Regions from separate parts of the Homo sapiens genome. Here all the other regions are linked to region 1. Evidence: chromatin contacts called from ENCODE Hi-C or POLR2A ChIA-PET data. All regions are on one chromosome and are shown on one strand. The core of a region is the stretch at or near the end of the contact, and the rest is flanking DNA. Distances in the headings are between cores, read along the strand shown.

The links. Hi-C counts contacts between places; a loop is a spot of excess contacts on that map. ChIA-PET counts read pairs that join two places held with the same protein, here RNA polymerase II (POLR2A). Pooled maps may share reads with other maps.
Region 2: a map of ascending aorta shows a loop between it and region 1 (4-fold over the local background). The contact joins the promoter of SEC62 here to the promoter of GOLIM4 in region 1. A Hi-C loop is called at or near these places in 2 of 168 maps with a recorded cell type or tissue (ascending aorta and chondrocyte), 3 of 37 single-sample maps with no recorded cell type and 12 of 50 pooled maps.
Region 3: a pooled map shows a loop between it and region 1 (3-fold over the local background). The contact joins the enhancer-like site here to the promoter of GOLIM4 in region 1. A Hi-C loop is called at or near these places in 1 of 168 maps with a recorded cell type or tissue (OCI-LY7), 5 of 37 single-sample maps with no recorded cell type and 4 of 50 pooled maps. POLR2A ChIA-PET finds 5 or more read pairs at or near these places in 1 of 52 experiments (OCI-LY7).
Region 4: a map with no recorded cell type shows a loop between it and region 1 (13-fold over the local background). The contact joins the promoter of LRRC34 here to the promoter of GOLIM4 in region 1. A Hi-C loop is called at or near these places in 2 of 37 single-sample maps with no recorded cell type and 4 of 50 pooled maps. POLR2A ChIA-PET finds 5 or more read pairs at or near these places in 1 of 52 experiments (PC-9).
Region 5: a map of B cell shows a loop between it and region 1 (10-fold over the local background). The contact joins the promoter of MECOM here to the promoter of GOLIM4 in region 1. A Hi-C loop is called at or near these places in 1 of 168 maps with a recorded cell type or tissue (B cell) and 8 of 50 pooled maps. POLR2A ChIA-PET finds 5 or more read pairs at or near these places in 1 of 52 experiments (B cell).

What each region holds. Positions count from the first base shown.
Region 1 is chr3:168,094,652-168,097,196 of GRCh38, reverse strand. GOLIM4 (golgi integral membrane protein 4) reads left to right here and starts at 1,273. Exons shown (of 16, transcript NM_014498.5): 1 at 1,273-2,098. The coding sequence starts at 1,912. RefSeq lists enhancers at 498-547, 745-1,246 and silencers at 918-1,157, 1,448-1,497.
Region 2 is chr3:169,965,528-169,968,072 of GRCh38, reverse strand. It overlaps SEC62 (SEC62 preprotein translocation factor), which reads right to left and starts at 1,266. Exons shown (of 8, transcript NM_003262.4): 1 at 1,215-1,266. The coding sequence starts at 1,250. It also overlaps the pseudogene FHL1P1. RefSeq lists an enhancer at 1,148-1,587.
Region 3 is chr3:169,930,957-169,933,501 of GRCh38, reverse strand. The region is part of intron 7 of SAMD7 (sterile alpha motif domain containing 7); the gene reads right to left. It also overlaps the pseudogene FAM20BP1. Among named protein-coding and RNA genes, the nearest start is that of SAMD7, 21 kb to the right of the region's middle. Within about 2 kb of position 1,266, at least 4 of the 41 ENCODE cell types and tissues checked have a DNase peak (open chromatin) inside an H3K27ac peak, as active enhancers do; they include OCI-LY7, where a contact is called at or near this core.
Region 4 is chr3:169,811,654-169,814,198 of GRCh38, reverse strand. LRRC34 (leucine rich repeat containing 34) reads left to right here and starts at 1,295. Exons shown (of 11, transcript NM_001172779.2): 1 at 1,295-1,789. The coding sequence starts at 1,651. It overlaps LRRIQ4 (leucine rich repeats and IQ motif containing 4), which reads right to left and starts at 1,329. Exons shown (of 6, transcript NM_001080460.3): 1 at 1,153-1,329. RefSeq lists an enhancer at 31-130 and a silencer at 1,621-1,920.
Region 5 is chr3:169,662,451-169,664,995 of GRCh38, reverse strand. MECOM (MDS1 and EVI1 complex locus) reads left to right here and starts at 1,284. Exons shown (of 17, transcript NM_004991.4): 1 at 1,284-1,660. The coding sequence starts at 1,624. RefSeq lists a silencer at 2,293-2,392.

The DNA of each region.
Region 1 (2,545 bases), core at 24-2,523:
TATAAATGCCACAGGGTAGCATCGTTATAAATTCAGTTTATTTTAGGGCTTTAGCAACCTATAATTTCAGAGTCCACCTAAAAAAACTTTTGCACCAGGAACTGTCTTTCTGTTGCATTTAGCTAAAGAGATTTACCCCCATTTTGAGCACTCAGGCCCATTAGCAATGGTAACGACTAAAGTCCAGTTAGAATATAAAAATTATGCAGTGTATCATAAATTACACCACACTATACAGACAGATAAAATTTACTTTTCTTAGAATTCAGGTCAACAGCAGAAACAAAAATTATCATTTGTGCATAACCTTAATTATTCCCCTCAAGTACACAGAAAAAATAAATGCAGTATACATTTCTTCGAAGAGGTTTGTGGTTACTACCTTTCCTGTGCTGTACTAGTTTTTACATAGGGAACCTTTGTTGCCCTTTAAAATGTAATTTAGAAATGTAACTGATGTGTTTTGCCACCAATAAAACAAATACATATGACAAAATGAATGGATACTCATTTCAGTCTGTACGATTTGTTTTTAAATTATTCTATTTGCAGCTAGAGGAGAAATGTGAGACCATTTCTTTCCTCTCTGCCAATGGCAAGCCGATTTCCCCAGCCCACGTGGACAATTGAACATTAAGTCTAGCGTGCTTCCAGTCTCCCGACTCCTGCCGGGCCATCTGTGGGCACACACACATCTAGGCTAGTACACTGGATGGGGTAAGGCAGTCGACATGGCATCTCTGGTTTGACTACCGGGATTGTGCTATGTAGCTATCCCATGTGTCTGCCGCATCAGTTTATTGGACAGGGAAAGAAAGTGTACTCAGCAGAGTGCACACAGTTACTGCCATCCATTCTTTCGTTCATACACACATTTTACTCCGCTCTCCACGTGCGTTCCGAACGAGAACTGGAACACACACACACACACACACACACACACACACGTGTTCACCGAACCTCACCCAGACTCAGGCCCGGACAAGTCCCCCGCCCACCCAAAGCTCCCCGCCCTTCGCCCTTCCGCCTGCCTCTTCCCACCCTCTCCGACTCCACGTGGGCGCACCCCGGCGCCAGGCGGCCGCGCTGCCCACAGAGCCCCTAGCCGGCCCCGGCACTGGGAGGGAAGGTGCGGCCCTGGGGTCGGACGGACAAAGCCGGCATCCAATCGAGCCCGGCACTGCCTCCCCGAAGGGAGGGAGCGTCTGCTCGGACGGGCCCAATGAGCAAGGAGGCCGAGTGGGACTTCCTCCCGGAATCCCGTTGGCCAGAATAGCCGGGCCGTGGGTGACACGTAAGTTGGGCAGGAGGTGGCGGGGCGGCAGAGGCACCAGCCGACCCGTCAGTGACACCGCTGTGCCGTCCCCAAAACCAGCCGAGACAGCTGGCCCCCACCCTTCCACCCATTGGGCAGGCCGCACGGGGGCGCGGCCCGGAGTCCTGGTCCCTTTGTTGGGCGCGCACCCCCTCCCTTAGGTGGCAACAAAGTCGTGCAGTGGGAGCCGCCGCGATAGGGCGGGGAGTGGCCAGGGCGGGACTCCAAGAACTGCCCGGGGGCAGCGGGGCCAAAAAGTGGGAAGAAGGAAAAAAGGCAGGAGGCATCTGGGGACAGGCGCGAGGGCAGCCGGCTCTGAAGTATGCGGAGGGCCTCCTCCCGGCCCCGGGCATTCGCGGAGAACGAGCCTCGCAGAAGTTTGGCTGCAGCTGCCCGGGCGGCGTCGATGGCTGCGCGCCCCGCGCCGCGCGGGGGCTGAGCGGGCGCCACTTCCCCTCCGGGCCGGCTTTTGTGTCTGGCATCTCCTCCTCATGCTGCGTCTGGCCACCTACTGCGGCGGCCGCTGCTGAGACGCTCGCTCGGACCAAGGGGAGGAGACGGCGGGGGCGGCCGCGGCTTTGGGTCCAGGCGGGACTATGGGAAACGGGATGTGCTCCCGAAAGCAGAAGCGGATTTTCCAGACGCTGCTGCTGCTGACCGTCGTGTTCGGCTTTCTCTACGGCGCGATGCTCTACTACGAGCTGCAGACGCAGCTGCGGAAAGCCGAGGCGGTGGCGCTCAAGTACCAGCAGCACCAGGAGTCCCTCTCCGCCCAGTTACAAGGTACGGCTAACGGGACGCGCGCAGCCGGTGGCCAACTTTGCCCCGCGCCTCCACCCGGGCAGGAAAAGTGGCTTTGGTGAGCTATTGGCACTGTGGTTGCCACCTCTGACCTTCAGGGACGTCAGAGGTGAGCGTTTCAGGACTGCCGGCACCAGAGTGTCAGGGGAGATGACATTCTCATCCTCCCGCTTCTTCCTCCCAGCGGTTAGGTTTAGAACTTCGTAGCACCAGCCCATCGTCCCGCTGGGCGTTTGGTGGGCGGGTGCACAGATAGTCCTTTACCCGAGCTCTTGTCAAAGGCCCAGCTGCAATCGGGGCAGGGAAACTGGTAGCCCTCCGCCGCTTCTGCCAGCCCTGCTCTGAGGAGCATTGTTCCGTGGATTCTAGGTATTTGCTTTCTTGTTGACTTTGTCAGTTGCTTAAAAAATGAAGAGTTTGGCAGAGATT
Region 2 (2,545 bases), core at 17-2,516, 1.9 Mb before region 1:
CTGCCTCTTTCTAATTCCCTTCTGCACCCTGTTCGGAACTACTTTATTTCTGCCAAATTCCAAAATTCCAAATTTACTGATCATGTGTGTCTTTTTCACAGCACTTAAAAAGTTTACAGAAGAATTTTAACTTGCATAGCTCAAAACATCTGTATTGTACGCCAATAAATCGATAAACTTAAAAAAAAAAAGAAGGGATAAAATGGAAGAAAGAAAAAATCATTCTAAGCAATGAAATAGTAAGGAACAGAAAGGCAATGATGAATGTAACAATTTATGATTATAGTAACAATTTACTACATGTGATCAATTTGAGGGCTTATGAAGGTTTCTCAGCACATCAGCTGATGAGACGACTAATAAATATCCTGAGTCCAAGATGTTCTACATAATTAATCCTCTTGGCAAAGAACAAGAACCAGGGAAAATCGCAAGGAAGAAATGCACAAATGACACGCATGTGGAATTAGGGGGAGATGTTATGTACGTTACTACGAGGATGACACACTGGCATGTGAAAGGTTTCTGGGCTCCACCAGCTCGTTGCAGCACCAACGAGGTTGTGGTTGTTTACACCACGTCGCCCGGAAAAAAGCCGGCAAGCTTCAAGTGGACTATTAAGTTAATAATATTGAAGGGAAAGAAGGGCAACGCAACTGAACATCTGGATGAGCAGATCCCTGCCTAGGCCCCGAGGCAGCTGACCAAGTCCAGATCATTCCCCCTTACGGTCTATGCGCACAAAGAACCAGCTGCTTTAGGTCAGTCCGCCGCCTCCTGCTACCCCTATTACCGTGGCCTTAATTTCAGGCCAGCTAAGGCCAGAGGATGGGGTGAAGGGAGGGGAGGAGCCCCGGGAAGGGTCAGCGTCTGCGCCCCAGGGGAGGCTGACCTTCCAGCTCAGGCCCGGGACAGCGCGACCACAGGAACTCCAGGCCCACAGCCGCGCCTCCGCAGCCGGATTCTGAGCGCGGCGCCTCCTTCCTTCCCCTGCTGCTCCACCACCACCTCCGTCTCTGTCTCCGCCGTCGCCAACACCGCCCCCCCTCAGGCCCCTCACAACGCGCAGCCTGCAGCCAGCTGCCTCGCGGCGGAACCCCACCCCACCCCACCCCACCTCGCCCTTGCTTTCGCTCGCCCTTTTAGGGGGCTTTCCCCGCCCCTTCCACTATCCAGCGCGCCGAAGCCCCCTGCCCAGAGCTCGGCTTTGCTACCTGGATCCGCTTCTTGTGTCTCCTGCGTTCCGCCATGTTGGCCGCTCCGCCCGGTTCCCTCTGACGTGGAGCGAGGAGGGGGCGGTGGAAACCTCGCGAGAACGCGCCCCGAGGCCCGTTATGTAATCCGCCGGCTGGCGCCCCTGGAATGGGGAGGTCGGCCGCCTGGCGGGGCCAGCGGTCCTTAGCGGTGCCTTCTCTCCCCTCTTCCCTCCGCTCCTGCTGTGCGGGAACTGGAGAATCGTTAGGACGTGGAGGAAGCAGAGAAGTGGATCAGAGAACAGGAGGGCTGGGAAGAGTCCTGGTTTCTCAATCCTGACTGAGCATCTGAATCACCTGAGAAGCTACTAAAATGCAGATTCCCCGACCCCATCCCCTTAGAGTCAGAGTCTGTGCATTTAGGGTGCGGCCTTTCTCAGAGGGATCGACTGAGACCTACTGAACCCTAGAAGTCTTTACCTGAGGCAGTTCCTGCAATGTACTGTATATTTCATGACATTCCATGTAAAAGATGACAAGACCGAGACCGTTGAGTGACAGAGATAAGAACTGACTTATCTAAGGCTCCACAGGTGGTAGATGGCAGAGCCGAGACCTGAGCCAATTATCTTTTCTCCTGCACTGTGCGGGGTAATACAGCTCGTTTAAAACAAGCTGGAGTCTCCATTCCGTTTTCCGCGTTGCTTCTCACAACTCACTGTTAGAATCCAGAAGTAAGAGAACCCGGGGAAGCGTAAGGAAGATGAATAGGACAAAGATTCTAAGAAGGTGGGAAGGAAGAAGGCTGCAGTCTATTTCAAGTCTGGTGAATTTCAATCACTGTAGCCTTTATTGTTATTTTAGAGCCACCTAGACCAAAAGAGAAGGAGCTCAAATTGCTGGTAAGTGCTTAGATAGAAATTCCCTTGACTGACTTTATAGAGATCTTTAAAGCGTTTTTAATTGTAGAAAATTGGGAAAATTCAGAATAGAAAGATGTTCTTTTTTTTTTGATGCTGAGTTTCGCTCTATATTGCCCAAGCTGGAGTGCAGTGGCGCAGTCTCGGCTCACTGCATCACCGAACTCCTCGTCTCAACTGATCTCCCTCCTCAGCCTCCTGAGTAGCTGGAACTACAGGCATGAGCCACCACACCTGGCTAATTTTTACTTTTTTTGTGTGGAGATGGAGTTTCCTTATGTTGCCCGGGCGGGTCTTGAACTCCTGGGCTCAAAACGATCCACCTGTCTCTGTCTCCTGAGTAACTGGAACTACAGGCGTGAGCCACTGTGACCGTTCAGTTTATTTTCTTATAGTATTCTGACTTTGTGTGTGTGTGTGCATGTGTGTTTG
Region 3 (2,545 bases), core at 17-2,516, 1.8 Mb before region 1:
CTGACCAACTATGATGCCTATTGCTAGAATGGGCAATTGCTGAGGAATTCAGAAGGTGATTCAGCAGGAACATCTCCATGCTCAGAAACTTGTGGTCTTTGCTTTAGTTTCTACTACAGAAAACACCAAAGACATCCAAGGCCACCCTGTCCCCTGTCACCAGAACTTGCTGCTGGCCATTTCCAATCCATTTCATACCATTTGGAATTGATTGTGCTGCTTCTCTATCTTTGTAAAAAGAAGTTTCACTTATTTTTTATTGAGAGTTACAAGTGGGAGAAAGGCATTGTGTCTTCTACCATACAGTGTCCATCCCAAACTGGTCAGTGCACTGCTCCACGGTGGCCAGGACACTCAGGAGCCACTGGTCCATGGCGTCCAGACGAGGATCAGAGAGCACTGGGGAGAGGGGGTCATGGGCCATGGCAGATTTTAAGGTAGACTTCAGCACACCATTCTTTAGGTAGTTCCGTCTGTTCCAGGTAGACACCTGAGTGATGCCACACTGATAGAGGGGGGGAAAGAATGCTTCTTTCATCCAGCAAGGGGTTCCCAAAGCTTTTGTTGTTATCAAGAAGGATGAGCATACTGGCGCCCTCATTATCTTGAAAGTTCTTATAGTAATGGCAGTCAGCATTGTCAATCAGGTAATCAAAGACAGCTGTGTTAATGGTGTCCAGGCGGCACAGGCCAGAGTCATAAAGGGACGTTTTCTTCACAGCCTCACAGTAGCGCTCATCATACTCCCACCTGGCCAATTTGCCTTTTCAGTAAGTCCTGGCCCACGGGTGTCAGTGTTTCTGGAGAGGCCACACATCTGGAAGCCAAAGTGTGACAGATTTTTCCATTGTGTCTCCATCGGCACAAGCTGATTCTGTTTCTCGGTAGTAATAACACTTCCCATAAAAACAAGTATTGTGTCCTACAGTTAGGAAGGGGCTCAACAGCTGCTCCATGGTAACAGGCTTGATCTCTGTCTGAAGATGAACGGATCTGCCCACCATCAGCAGGGCTCTGGGACACCCACAATCCTGTCCAAGTGAAAGGCTGCTACCTCCGCATTGTGTCTATCATAACCGGCATATGGTTCCCTTCCACTACATAGTCTCGGCTATACTACTTAGGTTCGAAAACAACTTTCTGTTCCCTTTCAAGGATCAGTAAGGCTTTCAGCTGTGTCCCTTTATAACCCACATCAGCTTTAATAATTTGCTTGGTGGCCATGGCATGCATGATTGCCCCCAGCTCTGGTGTCTCTTCACAGTACACTTCCTGGGGAACCACCCACTGGGCTGCAGTCTCCTAGGAAGACTGCAACGTGTGGTCCAACTTGGGTGACAGCTCCATCCACAAGCCAGTCATCATTCGGTGAAAAGCCCTCAGGGGATCAAGTAGTGAAACGCTGCTTGGCAGTTGATGTATCTAAGTTGTCAATCAGGAAAACTTTGGTGAAGATAAAGATGACAGGAATTGCTAACAGCATGACTCGCTGCTTTAGCTTCATGTTGACCTCTTTTCTTCTCCCCTGACCCACTCACTCTCTGGCTCACTTATCAAGGAGAGGCAGTGGTAATGGTTAGTAAGGAGATTCCATCATTACACACATTGGTCCATTTGTGGATGCACCTTCCACAGTTCCCGTTGCGTCCTAGACTCGCTCGTGGCTACCCATGCAGTGCAATGCAGCATGGCCCCCGAGGAGGGGCAGCCCCAGGCTGTGCTTATCACCCCAGCCACTGCCACCACCACTGCAGCTCCCACCATTCCCTGGCCACCTCTCTCAGCGCTGAGCCAGCCGTCCCCCAACAAACTGCATTAAGTAATTATTTCTTTTCCTATTTTAATTAAGCAAATTATAGAAAATGGCTAATATAAATTAAAGAGCCAGGTGCGGTGGCTCACATCTGTAATCTCAGTTACTTGGGAGGCTAAGGCTGGAGGATCACTTGAGCCCAGGAGTTTGAGACAAGTCTGGGCAACATAGTAGACCCCCATCTCTTTAAAAAAAATTAGCTGGGTGTGGTAGTGTGCACCTGACAATTTGTGAGCATCCAAAGGAGGAACCACGTGGATAAATTTTCAAGCAGAGGTAGGCTGGCAGCCAGGGGACTGAAATGTGTGAGGATCTAACCCTCAGCCATGGTGGATGTACTCAGGGCCTGGGGCGAGGACACATACATGTCCCTGTCGCTCAGATGTACCCCCTTCTTTCTCACCAGAGCAGTTTGGGCCATGTGTAATGATATAAATGTGCACATATTTTCAGTAATTTCAGTTCTTTTTAGAGAGAGGATATTTTATCTGCTGAGTCCTCTGAACTAGACATTTACTTGGAACAAAATATGTTGCAGGCTCTCCTGAATGTTCCTTAACAGCTGAGCCACCAATCCTTTCTCTACACCTATTTAAAAGAGTTCATTTGCACTTGGGGCTTTGGGTTTTAGTTGTTATTTTTTTTCTGCTGAATTTCTTTTTCTACCTACAGGAGGTGAGTGGTGAGAAGTTGCTGAGTAGGCACCTAAGGCAGAGATGGGGAGTAAGAGGA
Region 4 (2,545 bases), core at 46-2,545, 1.7 Mb before region 1:
TTGAGAGCCACTTCCACCAATCAATAAAACCTTGCACTCATTCTCCAAGCCCACTGTGTGATCCGATTTTTCCGGTACACCAAGGCCAGAACCCCAGGAAACAGAAAGCCCTCTGTCCTTGCGGTAAGACAGAGGGTCTAACTGAGCTGATTGACGCAAGCCGCCTATACACAGCAAAACTGAAAGAGCACCCTGTAACACACGCCTACTGGGGCTTTGCTTCAGCAGCTGTAAGCATTCACCCCTAGACGCTGCGGTGAGTTCGGAGCCCACGTGCCCCACAACCTGCCCGTCTGCATGCTCCCCCTAGAGGTTTGAGCAGCGGAGCACCAAAGAAGCAAGCCACACCCCCATTGTTACCGGTAGAAGGTGTCCAGGTTCTTGGCGTCTTGAACAAAGAATTGGACAAAACGCACAAAGCAAGGAAGGAATGAAGGGATTTACTGAAAATGAAAGTATACTCCACAGTGTGGGAGTGGGCCGAGCACAGGGGCTCAAAGACCCCGTTACAAATTTTTTGGGAGTTTAAATATCCCTTAGAGGATTCCATTGGTTACTTAGAGTACGCCCTGTGTAAATGAAGAGGATGAAGTAAGGTTACAAAGTCGTTTATGGTGTACACCCTATGGAGAGGATATTTCCTGTTATAGCCGAAGTGCGAATCGGCCTTATGTTCCCTACCTCCAGACCCTATTTTCCTGCCTCACCATCGCATGCCCTGCAAGGGGGATAAGGAAACTATTACCATTTCAGTATCAAGGAAATGAAACTTACCAGATCGTCACATCTGGACAATGAGACACCAGATCCCTCACCCACCATGATTCCCTAAACGACCACCTGATTCCTGTTGACCAACTCCTCTTCCTTACCCCTCCCTAATTCCTGATTTCCTGCAAGTAGTCACATTTCTTTCTTGCTATGTAAACCCTTGATTCTAGTTGGTTGGGGAGACAGATTTGAGACTGATCTCCTCGGCTGCAGCACCAGATTAAAGCCTTCCTCCCTGGCAATTCTCATTGTTTCAGTGATTGGCATTCTGTGCCAGGAGCAGCTGGATCTAGACGGAACCCCTGGCCTTTTAGTAACACATGTGGATCTGGCCCTGCCCGCCTCCCCGCTGTCTGTACTGATCTGAGTACATTCAAGTACCTGCGCATGCCCAGAACGCACCAAGCATTCTGTCCTCTGGCAGCCTCCTTCGGACCATCCAGATGTCACCTCCTTCAGGAAGCCCTCCCTGGTGGCCCCGCCCTTTGGGAGCACAAAACCCTTTATGCTCCCAAAGCCCAACGCCTTTATCATGTGCTGATGCTACTCTGCTTCTTCGCTGGCCCGGCAGGCCGGTGCACACTTTGTAGGAGCGGGCTTTGTCATAATCTTCTTTGTAGCCCCAGCCCTAGCTCAGCAGCGGAGCCCCTCAAACCTCGGGAACTCCTCCCTGCAAAGGAGCCAGGACGCCCTCCCTCAGGCTGCCTTTAACCAGGGCAGGGTGACAAAGGACCTCCACAGAGTAGGCGGTCACTGCCTTAGCAGTGAGGCCTCAGGGCCCGGGCAGGCACAGCCAGCGGGACTCGAAGCAGGCTGGCGCCGAGGCTCGTGTAGCCGCCTCACAGCTGCAGGCGGACTGTAAGTGCGCGCGCGGTCGCCATGGCAGCGCAGCCGCCGCGGCCAGTGGGTGAGAGGAGCATGGGGAGCTCCCGGGAGGCCGCCCGTGCGCCGGCCAGGTCCCCGGCTTGGGCCTCCACTCAGGCCAGTACTCCGGGCGCGGCCCTGGCGGTCCAGCGCGGTAAGAAGTAGGGAGCACGTCTGCGCGGCCTGGCCCAGACAAAACGCGCGAGGGGCGCCGGGGTCGCACGGCAGGAGTCCTCCCAGCAGCCCGCCAGCCCAAGGCGTCGAGGCGGGAGGGGGGCCCCTGGGAACCCCAGCTGTGGCCAGAGGTTTGGGGCGCCCAGAAACGAGGGCAGGAGAAGAGTCCCCGGTCGCCCTTTGCGACCGGGGGCAGGAGAGGAGTCCACGGAGAGGAGTTCCCGTGGGTCCGCCCTTTGCGCGATAGGTTGTGCAGATGGTGTCTGTCGCCGTGCTCTCAGGGTCTCCGGGAGGGGGTGGCGGGGGGGCTCTTCTCAGCCCCCTTTTTGTGAAAGTCCCAGAGAGCAGGTCACAGGGGGGCATGAGGGTCTTGATACTGTTTCTGACTTTGCACCTCTGTACTATCTCCGTTTTAAATATTTCTGCGCCCATGATTAGCAAGTTAAGCACCTACCCTGAACGGCCACCCCCTACCCGCCATTTCCGTTTTATATGCTGGTTTTAAAGTCTGTTTGTGGATACGGAACTGTGTTCGGAGGCTGGCTTAATAATACTGCATCCAGGAGATGGGCAGTGTTAGGCTCTGCCTTTAGCATGAGAGGAAATTTAAGCTGGCATAACAACTTGTTCAAATGTACACACTGCGGATTCTGGATAGGGCACCCACGTTCTGACTCATGCTTATCGCTTAGATTTCCCAGTGCTTGGCTAAGTATAGAAAAGCATGTTTTGGAGG
Region 5 (2,545 bases), core at 35-2,534, 1.6 Mb before region 1:
AATAAAGAGATTTGCAGGCCATTGATACCCTTTGGGGTTGAACCTTGTTATTTGCTCTCTCATGTCTGCAGTCCTAGATTTGATAATAAATACCAACAGGTACGACTGGGCATTCTCAATGATTCCCCTTTCCCTCCACAGCCTTTGCCAAACTCATGCCCAGGACCTGCTTTTCTTTTCCTTTAACTTGAACATCAAGGATGTATTGTTGCAGCACGGAGACTGAAAAGATTGTAATTTTCTTTTATGGTGTCTGGCAGGATTTGCAACAGATATTAATGGGGACATAAATAGCACATGGAAGGTATTGAACAAAACTGTTTAATGCAAGAAGGTTGTACCAAAAGAAAATCTATACCTAGTTGGGATTGATTCATACCTTGTACACAGCTAGCCCCTTTAGGAATTCCCATTTCTGAGTGGCACTTCATTGGTAAATCCTGTAATTAAAGGAAATTTCAACAATGTATTTTTTTAAGAGTGTGTGATTTTCCTCCCTACTCCTCTTTCTTTTGACCCCGAGGTTGTAGGTTTAAGCGAGTGAGTGAAAATGGCAGGCAAGCAGAGCTGCATCGGGAGGCGACCGGGGCAGCAGTGGGGGAGGCCGGAAGGTGACAGCCGACCTCTGAGAAAGCAGGAGGTCTTTGGATGTCAAATGCCAGCGCCGGCCCGGACCCGGGAATCAAGGGTGATCATTACTACTTGGTAGGGAAAGAATACTGAAATGTCCCAAGGATGGCAGCAAGCATTGGTATTACAGCTAAAATCGAGGAAAAAACCAGTTATTTATTCTGCTTACAACCCTGAAAGCGGAAGCTGCAATAGCTTCAGTAGCAGTAGCAGCGGCAGCAGTAGATTTCTCAAGTTCAGGATGATTCTCACTTTCTCCTGGATTATTAGCCGAGGGTCCAGCCCTTCTAGTTCTTTAACAGGAGAAGGGTTTTTAAAAAATGTTTTTAAAGTTTTTTTCCCCCCTGGCTTCTTGCTTCCCTCGTAGATGGTATAGAAAAATGTCTGCAATTTATGGTGGGAAAAACAATAACAATAATCATGATACAAGCTTGTTGGCGATTCTAACATGGAATCAATCCTCTGCCCAAGCCTTTTCAATTCCCCCCTCCCCTTTTTTTGGGCGAGGTGTCTGCTCCCCTCTGGCTCCCTGCGTTCGCTCCCCGCCCCCCGCCGCCCTCCCCGCGGCTCCCTTTCTCCGCCTCCTCGGCGATTGCCATCTGACAAGATCTCCAAATCAAAGTGATAAATCGCTCCAAACTTTTTTTGGCGGCGCTGAGATGTTGGAGGGGCGTCTAGCGCGCATGTGCGAAGGTGTCCAAACTGACAATGCTGGAGAGATAGCGAGTGTGGATTGAGAGAAAGGGAGAGAGGGAGGGAGAGAGAGTGAAAGAAGAAAATACAGAGAGTGAGTGTGTGGAAGAGAGAGAGAAACAGGAGAGAAACAGGAGGGAGGGAGAGAGAGAGAGAGAGAGAGAGAGAGAGAGAGAGAGAGAGAGAGAGAGAGAGAGACAGGAGAGAGAGGGAGGGAGCGAGAGGGAGAGCAAAAGAAGGAAAGGATCCAAGAAAAAAAAGCCCCAACCACACACCAGCGGCTGCAGGACTGGGCACAGCATGAGATCCAAAGGCAGGGCAAGGAAACTGGCCACAAGTAGGTGCAATATCCCTTTTCTATTGGCTTTTCCCCCTCCTCTGCCATCTTGCATATCTGTCTCTAGCGCTCCGGGAGGGAGCGCGGGCTGCCTCTTGCGCCGGGGCCCCGGGTGGAGGGCAGGCGGAGCGCAGCCCCAGCAACCTGCCGGTTCCAGTCTCTGCTCCCGGTCGCCCGCGCTCTCGCTCCCGGGTTGGGCGCCGGAGGAGCCTGGGCAGCCCTCAGTCCCGCGCACCGACCAGCTGTGGCAACCCCGGGGTGGGGGTGGGGGTGGGGGCAGCAAAGACTAGGGGTGGGAGGGAGGAGAGAGCGCGAGAGTGAGCGCGAAGGGGTGGGGTGGGGGGGAAGAGAAGAGGAGAAAGTCTCCCCCTCCCCTCCCCTTCCCCCCAGGCGGGGGAGAGTTGCCTCTGGCCAACCAGCTAGTCCCGGGTGTGGGAGGAGGGGGGCGCGGGGGATGGGGGGCCGGCAGGAGAAGGGAGCCTTTTCGAGCCTCGGTTTGTTTCTGGGGTTTGGGTAGGGTAGGCGGCTCAGAGGGAGCCACAGTGGCGGCGGCGGCGGGCGGCTGTGGTGGACTTGGGAAAAGTTGCGAGGCGGCCGCTGGAAGTTGCGCGGGCGGGCGGGTGGACTGCGCCGAGCCGCGGCTGCGGTAGTGGGCGCTGTGCGCTCGGCCATGCTCTCCGGCGCGGCGCTGCGCGGCGGGAGGACTGCGGCGGGGAGTAGGGGACACCAAGGTGGGGGCTGTGATCGCGGGGTGGGGGCGGGGGCACGGGCAGAGCAGAGCTACCGGCTCCGCACAGCCACGCGCAGGTGGGGAGGAAAGAGGCCCAGCGAGCGCTCGGACGTGGGGAGAGAAGAGGCCCAGCGAGCGCTCGGAGAGCCGGGAGT